Regions from separate parts of the Homo sapiens genome. Here regions 1 and 3 are each linked to region 2. The links are chromatin contacts, found by Hi-C or POLR2A ChIA-PET in ENCODE. All regions are on one chromosome and are shown on one strand. Each heading gives the region's core, a stretch centred on a gene start or an enhancer-like site at or near the end of the contact. The rest is flanking DNA. Distances are from core to core; before and after follow the strand shown. Region 1 holds the start of MMS19 (MMS19 cytosolic iron-sulfur assembly component). Region 2 holds the start of TLL2 (tolloid like 2). Region 3 overlaps SLIT1 (slit guidance ligand 1).

The links. A loop is a pair of places that touch in the nucleus more often than their neighbours do. ChIA-PET counts read pairs that join two places held with the same protein, here RNA polymerase II (POLR2A). Pooled maps may share reads with other maps.
Region 1: a loop to region 2 is called in a pooled map, with 6 times the contacts of the local background. The contact joins the promoter of MMS19 here to the promoter of TLL2 in region 2. A Hi-C loop is called at or near these places in 1 of 37 single-sample maps with no recorded cell type and 2 of 50 pooled maps. POLR2A ChIA-PET finds 5 or more read pairs at or near these places in 1 of 52 experiments (activated T-cell).
Region 3: a pooled map shows a loop between it and region 2 (3-fold over the local background). The contact joins the enhancer-like site here to the promoter of TLL2 in region 2. A Hi-C loop is called at or near these places in 1 of 37 single-sample maps with no recorded cell type and 4 of 50 pooled maps. POLR2A ChIA-PET finds 5 or more read pairs at or near these places in 1 of 52 experiments (activated naive CD4-positive, alpha-beta T cell).

The regions. Positions count from the first base shown.
Region 1 is chr10:97,495,917-97,499,794 of GRCh38, reverse strand. It overlaps MMS19 (MMS19 cytosolic iron-sulfur assembly component), which reads left to right and starts at 1,373. Exons shown (of 31, transcript NM_022362.5): 1 at 1,373-1,522. The coding sequence starts at 1,411. UBTD1 (ubiquitin domain containing 1) reads right to left here and starts at 871. Exons shown (of 3, transcript NM_024954.5): 1 at 522-871. The coding sequence starts at 591. RefSeq lists silencers at 252-451, 462-1,221 and enhancers at 1,462-1,631, 1,992-2,041, 1,718-2,248.
Region 2 is chr10:96,512,189-96,516,022 of GRCh38, reverse strand. TLL2 (tolloid like 2) reads left to right here and starts at 2,097. Exons shown (of 21, transcript NM_012465.4): 1 at 2,097-2,512. The coding sequence starts at 2,338. RefSeq lists enhancers at 2,247-2,316, 3,506-3,834.
Region 3 is chr10:97,035,903-97,040,229 of GRCh38, reverse strand. SLIT1 (slit guidance ligand 1) reads left to right here. Exons shown (of 37, transcript NM_003061.3): 21 at 110-242; 22 at 2,464-2,532. Among named protein-coding and RNA genes, the nearest start is that of SLIT1-AS1, 65 kb to the left of the region's middle. RefSeq lists an enhancer at 1,648-2,148. Within about 2 kb of position 2,494, at least 4 of the 41 ENCODE cell types and tissues checked have a DNase peak (open chromatin) inside an H3K27ac peak, as active enhancers do.

The sequences.
Region 1 (3,878 bases), core at 124-2,623, 980 kb before region 2:
GAAAAATAAAGATTTCTTTCCCAGAGTCCTGCGCTGCTTTGCAAGTCGGATTCCCGCAGACACGATCTGCAGCTCGATAATGACACAGTCTTTGGAAGGAGCGACTGTTCTCGCCTCGCTCGCTCCGAGTTCTGGGGACGCCTGGCTGCCCGCGCCGTGCCCCGACGGGCCGGCGTCCGACCCCGGCCGGAGCTGCCAGGCCAGCGGCGCCCTCGCCCCCGGCCTCCTCCCGATCCGTCGGCCCCGCTGCGGTCTGCAAACATTTCCTGCCCCCACCCCCACCAGGAGCTACCCAGTTGGAGAGAGTTGGTCGCGCAGCCGGCTCAGTGCTCGCAGTTGCCCCAACTCAGCTCCCCCGGCCGCCCGGCGCTGGGGAGCGGCCCCCTCTGGCTGCGGAGCAGCCCATCGGGGAAACCCAAGCGCCAGCACCAGTGGGGAGTCCATCGGTAAGCCCAGGACTCGGGCGAGGAGGGGGACAACTGGCGGGATGCCCGAGGCCCTGCTCCCTTCCCCATCGTTACCTGCTCGCTTGCGGGGGTGTCCCGGGGCTGCCGGCCTCTCCCGGCGCTGTCTCCCCACGCAGTTGCCCATGCTGGCTCCTCAGCCAGTCCCCATGCACCGGAGGCGGCGGGGTGGTCGGCTGCTCAGCGGACGGCGGCGTCCCGGGTCAATGGCTCCGGCCGCCCGGCATCGGGCGCTCCCCGATCTCCCCCCGGGGGCGCGCTCAGCCCCAGCGATGGCTCCGCCAAAACTTTGCGGGCCAGGGGAGAGAGGGAAGTGGCAGACTCCCCAGCACGGTCCCAGGTGGCCGGGCCAGGGGGGCCCGCGACGGTGCCCGGCCGGAGACCAGCTCCGCTGGAGGGGCGGAGAGAGGGGGCGGGCACCGCCGCAGCTACTCCCGGCTCGCTCGGGGCACCAGGCAGGGGCCGGCCCCCTGGAGCCTGTCACTCACCTGCCTAACCCCGCCCCAGGCCGGCCCCTCTCCCTTCCGCCGGCTCGCGGTGCCCGCGCCGCCGCCACCACCCGCCCCAGGTGCGCATGTGACCGACAGCACCGCCCCCTAGGGCTGGGCCTGATTTTCTCATTGGCTTCCCCCGTGGTGCGTACCGCCCCTCTCCCCACCCAGCCAGGTGCCCGCCCCGCAGCCCGTCTCCCGGGGAGCCGGGCTGGGAATTATTCGCCCTCAATCGCCTCCGGCTGCGTGCCCAGCAGCCGCCTTCCCTCTCGGTGCCACCGCCCCATTTCAGGCCCCGCCCCTCCCTGGAACTGCCTAGGCAGAAGCCGGCAGGCACGTGACCCCGGCGCCCCGCCCCCTTGCGCTTCCCCGGAGATTGGCTCGGGAGGCGCATGCGCGGAGAGCCCGTCTCGAGCCACCGCCCATATCCCCTCCCACGGTCTCTAGTTCGCGTTATGGCCGCTGCCGCGGCTGTGGAGGCGGCGGCGCCTATGGGTGCCCTATGGGGCCTCGTGCACGACTTCGTCGTGGGTCAGCAAGAGGGCCCCGCTGACCAGGTGGCTGCAGGTACGGCAGACGGCGCCGCGCGCCTTCCGCATGGGGGCCAACAGGAGGGAGCGGCCTCAGTACAGGCGCCGGGCGGGAAGGGAGGAGCGGGGTGACTTTGAGAGATTGGTCTCAAGGCTGGTTAGTGAGCACCGCGAGGTTCAGAGCCGTAACAAGTTAGAGAGTTGCCTGTGTCTTCCTTAAAACCATTTACACTTCTCATCTCCCTGTAGCCAATTATAGGGAATCATTACATTTTACAGATGAGGAAACTGAGGCTCAGCGAGGGCAAGAGGACTTGCGCAGGGCTGCAGACCAGGCAGGAGGGGGAGGTGGGACTCGGACCCAGGCGTTCAGGTCCGAACCGGGTGCTCACGCCACGAAGCCATGCTGTTTGTGGGAGGTTGACGTGTGGAGGTGCATCCTCGCAGCGTCCGCTCCCGTCGCGTGGCATCCTGGGAGTGGCAGATGGCCCCGCGCTCTGACTGGCTGGAATTAAGAGGAGTTGAGGAGACGGGCCAGGAGGAGCTGGAGATGTTCTGGGTGTCCTCCTTAAGACTTTCTCTCCGTTTCTTGCTAAAGTTCTTGATTAGTTTGCTCCATGACGTTTTATGTGGCGTTTGTTTTTGTCTTCTTCCCAGACCCCCACTTTCCTGCTTTTGACCAGTTCAGAGATCTCTTAGTTCAGACAGCTTATCTAAAATTAGAATAAAACGATTTCCAGGCTTCCGTGGAGTTCTGAGACTTTGCTCTTCTAGGAAAAAAAAAAAACTACTAAAAAGTTATTGAATGTTAGGAGGCCTTCAGATCTTGGGTTTAAGTAACAATATAAAATTATCTAATGAGTAGTTTTTTTAAAAAAACTTTGGAAATTTCGTATGCTTGGAGAGAAGTAAGGACACATTTCTCTTGGATATTGAGCGTATTAACCTTTAGAATATGTAAGAAAAGAATAGTGAATCTGCTAGAAATATAATACTTTGTTCGTTAGCAGTATTCCACTTTAATTCAATCATGCCACTATTGTTGAATACATATTATTCCCCAAACATGATGCAAAGCAATAGGAATATAAATACAAATTAGGTTAGATCTGTGCCCACCAGGAACTTATAGTATGCTGGGAGAGGCAACCATTCTGTAAGAGGTGTGTGCAGCGTAGTTTGGAAGCATCAAGGAGCAAATACCTGGTGCTGCCACCAAACTTAACATCTTACAATTTTATGAAATGTAGTGTGTTATCAGTGTTTACAATTTACAAGTACAGTGTCTTACCAATGTCATTTTCCCTCATATTTTATTATGAAAATTTTCGAATATCCAGCCAAGTATAAAGAATTTTATAAGGAGCACATCACTTAGGATCTATCCTACCATTAACATTTTAATATTACTTGCTTTATCATATAGCTATCCATCCATTTAAATTGCAGATACCTGTACACTTTCCTTTAAATACTTTGGCATGCATGTCATTGACTAGAGTTTGTTGACGGTTTATTTTGATGTAAAATGGAATATATAAACCTTTAAGTGTACGTTCACTGATTTTGACTAATGCATACACCTATACAATCCAACCCCCTACGAAGATATAGAACATTACTATATCAGTGTCATTTGTGATGAGTCTTTCACATTTATGCGATACGAAAACAATAATTTTGGATTTTTTTTTGATTCAGAACATATTTTGAAAAGACATCTTGAATGTCTTATCTTGAATAAGGACTTATCTTGAATAAGGACTGCAAATTCTTCTCTTTTTTTTTTTTTTTTTTTGAGACAAGGTCCCTCTCTGTCTGCCAGGCTGGAGTGCAGTGGTGAAATCATGGCTCACTGTAGCCTCGACCTATGCTCAAGCAATCCTCCTGCCTCAAGCCTCCCGAAGTAGCTGGGACAACAGGGAGTGTGCCACTGCGCTCGGCTAATTTTTGTATTGTAGTGACGAGGTTTCACCATGTTGCCTAGGTTGGTCTCTAACTCCAGGACTGAAGCCATCCTCCCATCTCAGCTTCCCGAAGTGCTGGGATTACAGGCATGAGCCACTGGGACTGCTAAATTCTTACAAACGTTTTTGCAAAATTTATATTTTTGTTTCTTTCTGAAAAAAAATGGTCTAAACTGTTGCTTAATTTGAATTCAACTCAACTGATTTAAGACTGTAACACTAGCCCTGTTGTAATTTAGCCCTCCTAAGAAAAGAAAGTTGGTGGTGGGCACAGTGGCTCACGCCTGTAATGCCAACACTTTGAGAGAACAAGGTAGGCGGATTGCTTGAGCCCAGGAGTTTGAGACCAGCCTGGCCAACATGGTGAAACCCCGCTCTACTGAAAATACAAAAATTAGCCAGGCATGGTGGTGCATGCCTGTAATC
Region 2 (3,834 bases), core at 848-3,347:
GTCATAAAGCCTGTTACTCTACCTCCAGTTTTTTCATGGTTTTTAAATTAAAGAAAAATACATTATAAAAATCATCTAAACCCAGATTAGAGTTTAGCTTTTATAGTTCTATCTTATGGTGTCCCTTTTCAATTATTCTTTTCTGATCTTTCTAGTGAACCAAATATTTTGTTGCCATTTATTGGTTGATAGCCAAAGTAGCAACTAAACTGGCCTTCTACTTTAATAACATAAAACTGTGCAGCTTGTTCATTCTTCAACACCACTGTCTTCAAAATATTTGGACAAAGGGTGTTGGTGAGAAGACCTGGCCACTACTCACCAGCTGGGCATTAGAGGTCATAAAAGCTCACAACCTCATTGCTTGCACAAGAGGTGGCCTCTCATGTCTATTTTCCAGAGGAATTCCCTTCTAATAAGGAAGCCAGTTGGTGGTTTGCCTAGTGCCATCTGGAGACCTGGAAGTGTCACAGAAGTTTGTTAGGCCTTTTAGATGTTGACTCTTTGGACTCGTCTACTGAGAGGTGATGACCTTCATGGGGGTGAATGCAGAGAGCTATGGCGTTGGGTTTGACTCCTGGCTTTCAGGCAGAAATGCATGCCATTCAACCCCCTCCCACTCCTTTGCCTATGCGCTGGCCACTTGGCCTTCCTGCCATTTGGTGGCATTTATCCTCTTCAAATTCCTTCCTTCCACCTGCCAGTTTCTAACCAGATCTTGCCCTGTCTGGCTCCATTCTGTATGTTATGTGCCCATTTGATGAAAACAGCATGAGGCAGGGTCAACATTGCATTTCTTTCTAAGAACGAGGACAAAATATGAGTAGCATCCTTCCAATAGTTAACTTTTAGCCCTTTACTTGTGTGAAGGACTTGTTATCCCAGTTGATAGATGAGAAGACAGATGACCATAAGTGCAAGAAATTCAGAGTTTGATGTGAAGCCCAGCTCTGGGCTCCCTGTTGACTATTTTGTCATTGATGTATGTGAAACCATGTGGAAATCCAAAAGGAAAGTTGTCCATTTTTCTGCTTGCAGTTTAAATTGAAAAAAGATTCTACTGGGCATGATGCAAAACATTTCTACACATACACATTTGTGTGTTATAGTTGACAGGGCCATTTTACTTGCATAAAAAGATCTTTGAAAAGCCTCACAGTAATAATACTTTTTATATCTCTAAATCAAAATGGCTCAGTTCTGAGAATTTTTACATTTTAGGTACAAAATAGAAGTGGGTTTCAAATAGCTCTTGATTAGTGTCATTATTTGGGCATATGTTTTTAATTGGCAAAAAAAAAACAGACTTCAGAAATTGGTCATTTTTATTCCATCAAGTTAACGGTGAGTGGCTTATTTAATAAAAACATGTCTGTAATTTAACACAAGTAGCACGTACAGCTGTTCATTTGTGTCTTTTTGACTGTGTGAAGCATCTTAGACGGTTTTACTGAAAGATAGGGTCACCGAGAGGGGAAATCTGTGGACTTAAATCTTTTTTCATTACCTATCGCCGGCCACTAGGTTAGGTTAGTTGCCGCCAGCAAGCGCCCTTCATGGCTCGACTAGGGAATGTGGAGAGAGCTGAGAGAATCGAAATCCTCGATTTTTTTTTCTTTGCTGAGAGGGACCTGAGAGACATTCACTCATCCCTGCAAAGAAGCAGCTGCCCGAATGCACATAGCCAGTTGGTAGTGACATGAATCCGTACACAGGGCTCCTGGTCCAGCGCTCCGAGTTCTAACCACTCTGGCCACGTGTGCATCGGGGAGTTGTAAAGTGAGTTATGGAAATAAAACAAGGCGAGAAGCCCAGTCCCGATCTTCAGGAGCAGCATTCTCGGGAGCCAGAGGCCGAGGTGGCGCCCCGGGCAGGCGCCTTAGGCTGGGTGGGTGCGGAGCTGGCCCCGGCCTTTGGCTCCAGCATCTTCACCTCGCTCGCCTGCCTCCGAAGTTGCGAAGGTGCCGGGAAGAGGAGGGGCCTCGCCTCGGGCGCCCGAGTGATTGGCTGCTTAGGGCCCCGGGCGAAGGCTGTGTGGTCCAGCCCTGGTGGAGAGGGGCGGAGCGGCCACTGCTCCAACCACCGCCGCCACCGCCACACTCGCAGCCGCCGCAGCCTCGGCCGCCGGGCAAGTAGCTCCGAGCGGCTGCTTCCCGGTTGCCTCGACGAAGACAGGGGGCGCCGCGCTCCGCTTGCTCCGCGCCTGAGCCATGCCCAGCAGCCCTGTGTAACCACCGAGTCCCGGCCGGAGCCGACCGACCCAGTGTGCGCCGTCTTTCGGCCGAGCTGAGCTTTCGTGCACGCAACTCCCTCTGCCCCAGCCGGCCCCGCGCCACCATGCCCCGGGCGACTGCACTTGGGGCCCTGGTGTCACTGCTGCTGCTGCTGCCGCTGCCTCGCGGCGCCGGGGGACTCGGGGAGCGCCCGGACGCCACCGCAGACTACTCAGAGCTGGACGGCGAGGAGGGCACGGAGCAGCAGCTGGAGCATTACCACGACCCTTGCAAAGCCGGTAGGTGCCGCCGCTGGGGAAGTCCCGCAGAAGTTTGCCTTTGAAATGCAAATGAGGTGGTGGGCAAGCCTGCACTACCGTCTATGGGGCGGGTCTCCCCTCCCCTCCCCTGAGATCCCCGGCTCCCCCGGAAGACAATGCCTCCGAGGAATTGCTTAAAAACCACTCCGAGGCTGGGATGTCCCGGCCCCAGGTTTGCGGTGCGCACCGGGGGGCGACAGCTGGCGCGTTCCCAAAGCGAATCAGAGCGGGTGCCAGAGGCCGAGAGGGCGCCCAGGGGCCGGGGTGGGTGCCAGGGCCGCCTGACAGCGAGTGGGCAGCACTGGCCACCGCCAGACGCTCCGGGCCGGAGCAGAAGAGCTGGACTGGGCGCGGCGCTCCGAGGCTCAGATGGAGTTCCTGGCTCCGATTTCACAGCATTTTTAAGTTTCGCGCAAAGTTTCCCAAGATCTGTGGTTACTCTTGGGAGATTTTAAAAAGAAAAGCGTCACAGCGGGCAAAAGGAAAGGGGTCGCCGAGGGAGAATGAGCAAGACTCGAATAGCCGGAAACTTCCCTGTAGCGGTACCGGCCTGAGGGTCGCTCTGGGCGGGCGGAGATGGAAGCCGGCAGGTGCTCTAATCCCTCCAGGAAGCGGCGCCCCAGGACGTACGGGCCTTTCGGGCGCAATCGCCGCCCGGGCGCTGCAGCTCCCGCTTCCTCGGGGCCACTGATCGGCTCGTGAGTCCTGAGGGGAGCGGCTTCCGAGCTGGAGTCGTTGAAGCGTTAGCCTCCGAAGGGCCAAGCGCATGTTCCAGCAAGCTGATGAGTGTGGGGCAGTTCCAGCACGGACAGAGGGGTGCTCACGCTCACGCTCCCAGGGAGATGCTGGGCTCAGAGGCTCGCACAGACGCTCCTGGCCCATGGCCAGTGTCCCGCGAGTAGTGGTGTTTATCTCCGGCTTTGTGGGGCCCCGTTTCACTTGGCGGTCGGCAGAGAAGAATGGGGAGGGAAGAGCGCGACCTCCACCCTCGGCGAGGCAGGTGCTCCTTCCCGGGGCTGTGGCCGGCCAGGTCTCTGCGGGGCCTGTGGGCCAGTGGTTGCCCCTTCACGCCCTGGAAACCTCTATCAGTTCCAGGTTACTCATCTCTAAATTGGTGGCAGTAATTATAGGAGGACTCAGGTGATTTGTGGGAAAATTCTCTGCAAGTGAAATGATGGCATTGTCGTTATTTTTTATTGTTTCTATCACTGCAGTGGCTCGGGTCTAGGCTGGGGGTTGGGAGGGTCAGAACTGGGTAAAGTCTGGGGAAGACCAGGTTACTAGGAGGCAGGAGGAGTTTG
Region 3 (4,327 bases), core at 1,245-3,744, 520 kb before region 2:
TCAGAGGGGTCTTCTGTTCTGAGAGGCCCCAGAGCATGGCCCTGACTGTAGGAGGCCCTACAGCGGCCCGTCCACCTCCCTGACAGGGGCTTCGTGCCTTCTTCCCTAGGCCAGGAGGAGGGGGGCTGCCTGCCCCGCCCACAGTGCCCACAGGAGTGCGCCTGCCTGGACACCGTGGTCCGATGCAGCAACAAGCACCTGCGGGCCCTGCCCAAGGGCATTCCCAAGAATGTCACAGAACTGTGAGTAGCTCAAGGCCTTGCCCCCTTCACGTGGGTCCACAGGACGGGGACAGTGGGGGCATTTCCTGAGGGGCTGGGGCCTAGCCATGGGAGGAGGAGGTGACCAAGAGCAGGCATTAGCTGACTAGGAGCTGGAGTTCGGGCTTTGCAGAAAACACTGCCTCCAGAAAGGCTTTGAGCTTCTCTCTGATTCTCCCTCTGCGGTCACCTGATGACCGCATGGCAGCGAGTGCTTCCTCCCTTTAAACTAAGCTCCGCCTTTAAAATGAGGAGAACCTTGCTTTCCCGCCTGTCATTGTCTCAGGCTCCTGTGTCATGAAGACACAAATGTGATTTTTGCACCAGCAGTGTAGTGTTCTTCACATGAATCTACTATGACCCAGATAACAAAACCCCTTTTGTTGGATATTTGTTTCCAATTTTTTTTTACTGTCATAAACAGCACCAGTGCTAACACCCCCTCACTGAAATCGCCAGTCAGAGAGCGGTGCGTTTTTAGGACTCTTGCTGCCTTTTGCCTGATGGTCTTCCAAGAAAATCTGTTTCCTTTGCACTCCCATTGACCATGTGAGAAGGTGGCCTTCTTGCTTCCCTGGGTCAGCACTGAGTATGGTGCTGAAATCCTGGCTGATTGGTATTTGGTATCTGAGCACATGTGGAGGATTGGACATAGATGCATTTGACAAACAGGAATGGAGAGCTGGGACTTCTTCAGCAGACACCTCCCAATGAAAGACTCTGGCCAGCTCCTGACCTCTGACCTCTTCCTGTGCTCTGGGGTTGATCCCTCCAGGCCTCCAAAGCTGAGCTTTTCTCCCCCCACCCCCAGGACCAGCGATGAGGCTTCTATTTGTTATTTCTTGCATTACCAGCAAGGCTGGCCTTTTCTTCACAAGCACATCAACCACTGCGGGCCTTTTCCTGGGCCTGGCCTGCCCCGTCTTCACCCTGTTTTCTACTGCAGAGTTAGTGTCCTACAAACCTCATGAGTCCTTGCTTTCTCCTTGGAGCCTCCTAGCAGCCCTGAGAATAATGGGATGGGTGGGGCAGCCTACCTTCTTTGACTGAAGATGGTGAAGTTCAGAGCCTGCGAAAATCTTTTAACTTCTCTAAACCTCAGTTTTGTCATCTGTGAAATGGGACTACTTGGGTATGTGGACGAGGACTGCCTCGAGGATCAAACGAGATGGGTGGGAAGTCAGTTTGTATGATGCAGAGCGAGGGGTAAGGATGAGCACAGCCCTCCTTTTGCTCCTCTCTGGGGCTTTGGGAAGTGGGGGAGAGCTGTCCTGCAGGCTGTAGTTAGTTGGGGGGTGGAGATCCTGTGCTGGAGCTCAGCTTGGCTCAGCTCCTGGCATTGGGCCACTGCTTAGCACCTTCAGGCTGGAGGCATGAATGGTCAACAATGAAGGGAAGAGGGGGAGGTTCAGAGCATCTTGAATCCCAAGCTCTATCCTGTAGAAATGGGAACCTTGGGAAGCTTCGGGCTTAGGAGGATTTCGGTGGGCTTGGTTTTAAGGACAGTGACTTGGATAGCAGTGAGTAGAGTGGAGGCCAGAAGGGAGGTCCAAGGTGCAGAGAACAGACAGAAGAGGCTGCAGCAGGAGCCCGGGCATGGGTGGTGGTGCACAGTCGGCGGGTGGCATGAGAGTGCAAGGAAAGCAAGCTGTGAGAGAGCAGCGGTGGCACTGGCTGCAGAGGGAGGAGGAGAAGCGACATCAGGGTGCGGAGCCTGGAAGGCAGGAAGGCAGAGGGGTGCTGATGGAATGAGGGGGAACTGGTTGGGCAGTCTGGCTGTGAATCAGCTTCACAGCCCATGCCAGCAGGTGGACAGGGGGCCCTGGGAGCTGGCAGGGCCCGGTAACGTGCAAATCAGATCTATTTGGCCAGGAAAGAGCAGAGCAGGGAGGGGAAGGCAGGGGCCCAGGGAGTGTCCATGGACAAGGAGGAGGCTGGGAGGGTGAGAAGGGAAGCGAGAAGGGAACCGAGAGAGGCCACGTGACTATTGGCTTTTTACCAAGTCCTCTGGGTGGCACCTCCCCAGATGGCTTCAACAACGTACATATTTTCTCCTCCCATAAGTGATTCTGGGCCCATCGTGTGGCCTATGTGGAGGAGAGGAAATGAGAGCGAAGTCCCTGGCTGCAGGGAAGGCTGTCCCCAGCATGGGGCACCACCAGAGGTGGAGATGGGCACTAACGCCGCTGTGTTCTCTCTGCAGCTATTTGGACGGGAACCAGTTCACGCTGGTTCCGGGACAGCTGTCTACCTTCAAGTACCTGCAGCTCGTGTAAGTATCCAGGCCGCTTGAGGACAGGAGGGCCTTTGGCATCTAACCATCAGGACTCCGGCTTTCCTGGAATTTCCTACGGACCTCACTTCTGGGCAGATCCTGCTTCTTTTCCTTTCCCTGCTCCCCTCTGGGAACAGCTGTGCCTAGAGCTGTTTTGCCACCTAGTGGCCACGATTGGCAATTACATAGTTCCAGGCCATGTTGGGTTGGACCTGCCTCCTCCTCCTGCCCACGCCGTCTCCCCAAAGCTCCCCCGTGAGGCTGGTCGTGACTGTTAAAAGGGTTATCCTGGTCGGGCGGGCACGGTGGCTCACACCTGTAATCCCAGCACTTTGGGAGGCTGAGGCGGACGGATAACCTCTCGAACTCATGTTGGAGTTCGAGACCAGCCTGATCAACATGGAGAAACCCCATCTTTCCTAAAAATACAAAATTAGCCGGGCATGGTGGCACATGCCTGTAATCCCAGCTACTCGGGAGGCTGAGGTAGGAGAATCGCTTGAACCCGGGAGGTGGAGGCTGCAGTGAGCCAAGATCGCACCATTGCACTCCAGCCTGGGCAACAAGAGCAAAACTCCGTCACACACACACACATACACACACACACACACACACACACACACACACACACACACACACACACACAAAGGGGGTTATTCTTGCAAGGTTAGGAGCCAAGGAGCCAGGAAAAGTGGAGGGTGATGGAAAGCTTCTCGGTCCAGCTCAGCTCTCAAACCAAGTATGAACTATGGCAGCTACAAATACATACCTGTAACTAAGTTTTTCTTCAGGCTACGCCTCTGCTTTTCTATTATTTCCACCTTTGACCCCTTCTACTCCATGAAAATATACAAAATAAGCCTCAGGATAATAAGTTCAGCTCCTTTTAGTTTTCTAGCCTACCTAGCTCCTCACTTCAATTGTCTTTATCTGCTCCTTGGCCAGATTCTACCAAAAAGAAGTCCAGAGAACATTCCACCTTAGTGTGATTTGGAGCAGTCCCACTCCAAGTGCAATCTACGGGCCCACATCAGTCCCAGAACTGTTTGTAATGGGTTTGTAATTAGATATGGCGCTTACACCAGAATCTAAATCAATGTATTGCTTCCTTTGTTGAGAAAGTCTTGCTATGGAAACAATGTTCGCGTAAACTAAGCTAGGTGTGGTGACCGGATCTTGGCCCAAGTTTCTTATTGTGGGTTGGTGAAATTTAGTTCAAGGACTGGCTACTTTGGGCGGCTCTGGCTTACAGAATTTTGAAGCTCCAATTTATCTGTCTTTGCTTAATGACCTGGCCAATGTGTGTTGAATGTTCCAATGGGAGGGGTGGAGAAGGGATGGAGTAGTGTGATTCAGTGGCTGGTGTCAGAGTGCTTTGAGCCAGTGAAACTGCCTCTTGGGGGCTGAAGTACCACCACCTCCTCATCACAGGGGAGGACCACAAAGTGTGTTGAACATTCAGTAGAGCACTTAAATGTATCTCCAAAGACAGTGGAATGATTTAGAATTAGATTAGAGGAACGTTCAGGAGGAGAAGATGAAGGCACGGCACATCGTTGCATTTTCTAAATGTTTCCTGAGCTGAGAGCGCATGAAGTGGGCAGACGTGAAGGCCCCGAAGTCATGGCCCCCTCTCCAGACTGTCATGGTTTAGGGAGGATGCAGGGGAGGGGAGGGAGCGCATAAAGTCGTGTGGGTGATAAGGGTTCCAACAGAGGTCAATGCTGATTAGGGCTGTGGCTCAAGGAGGATGTGATCAACTCAGGGAGGCGGCTTGCGGGGAGGGCATCTT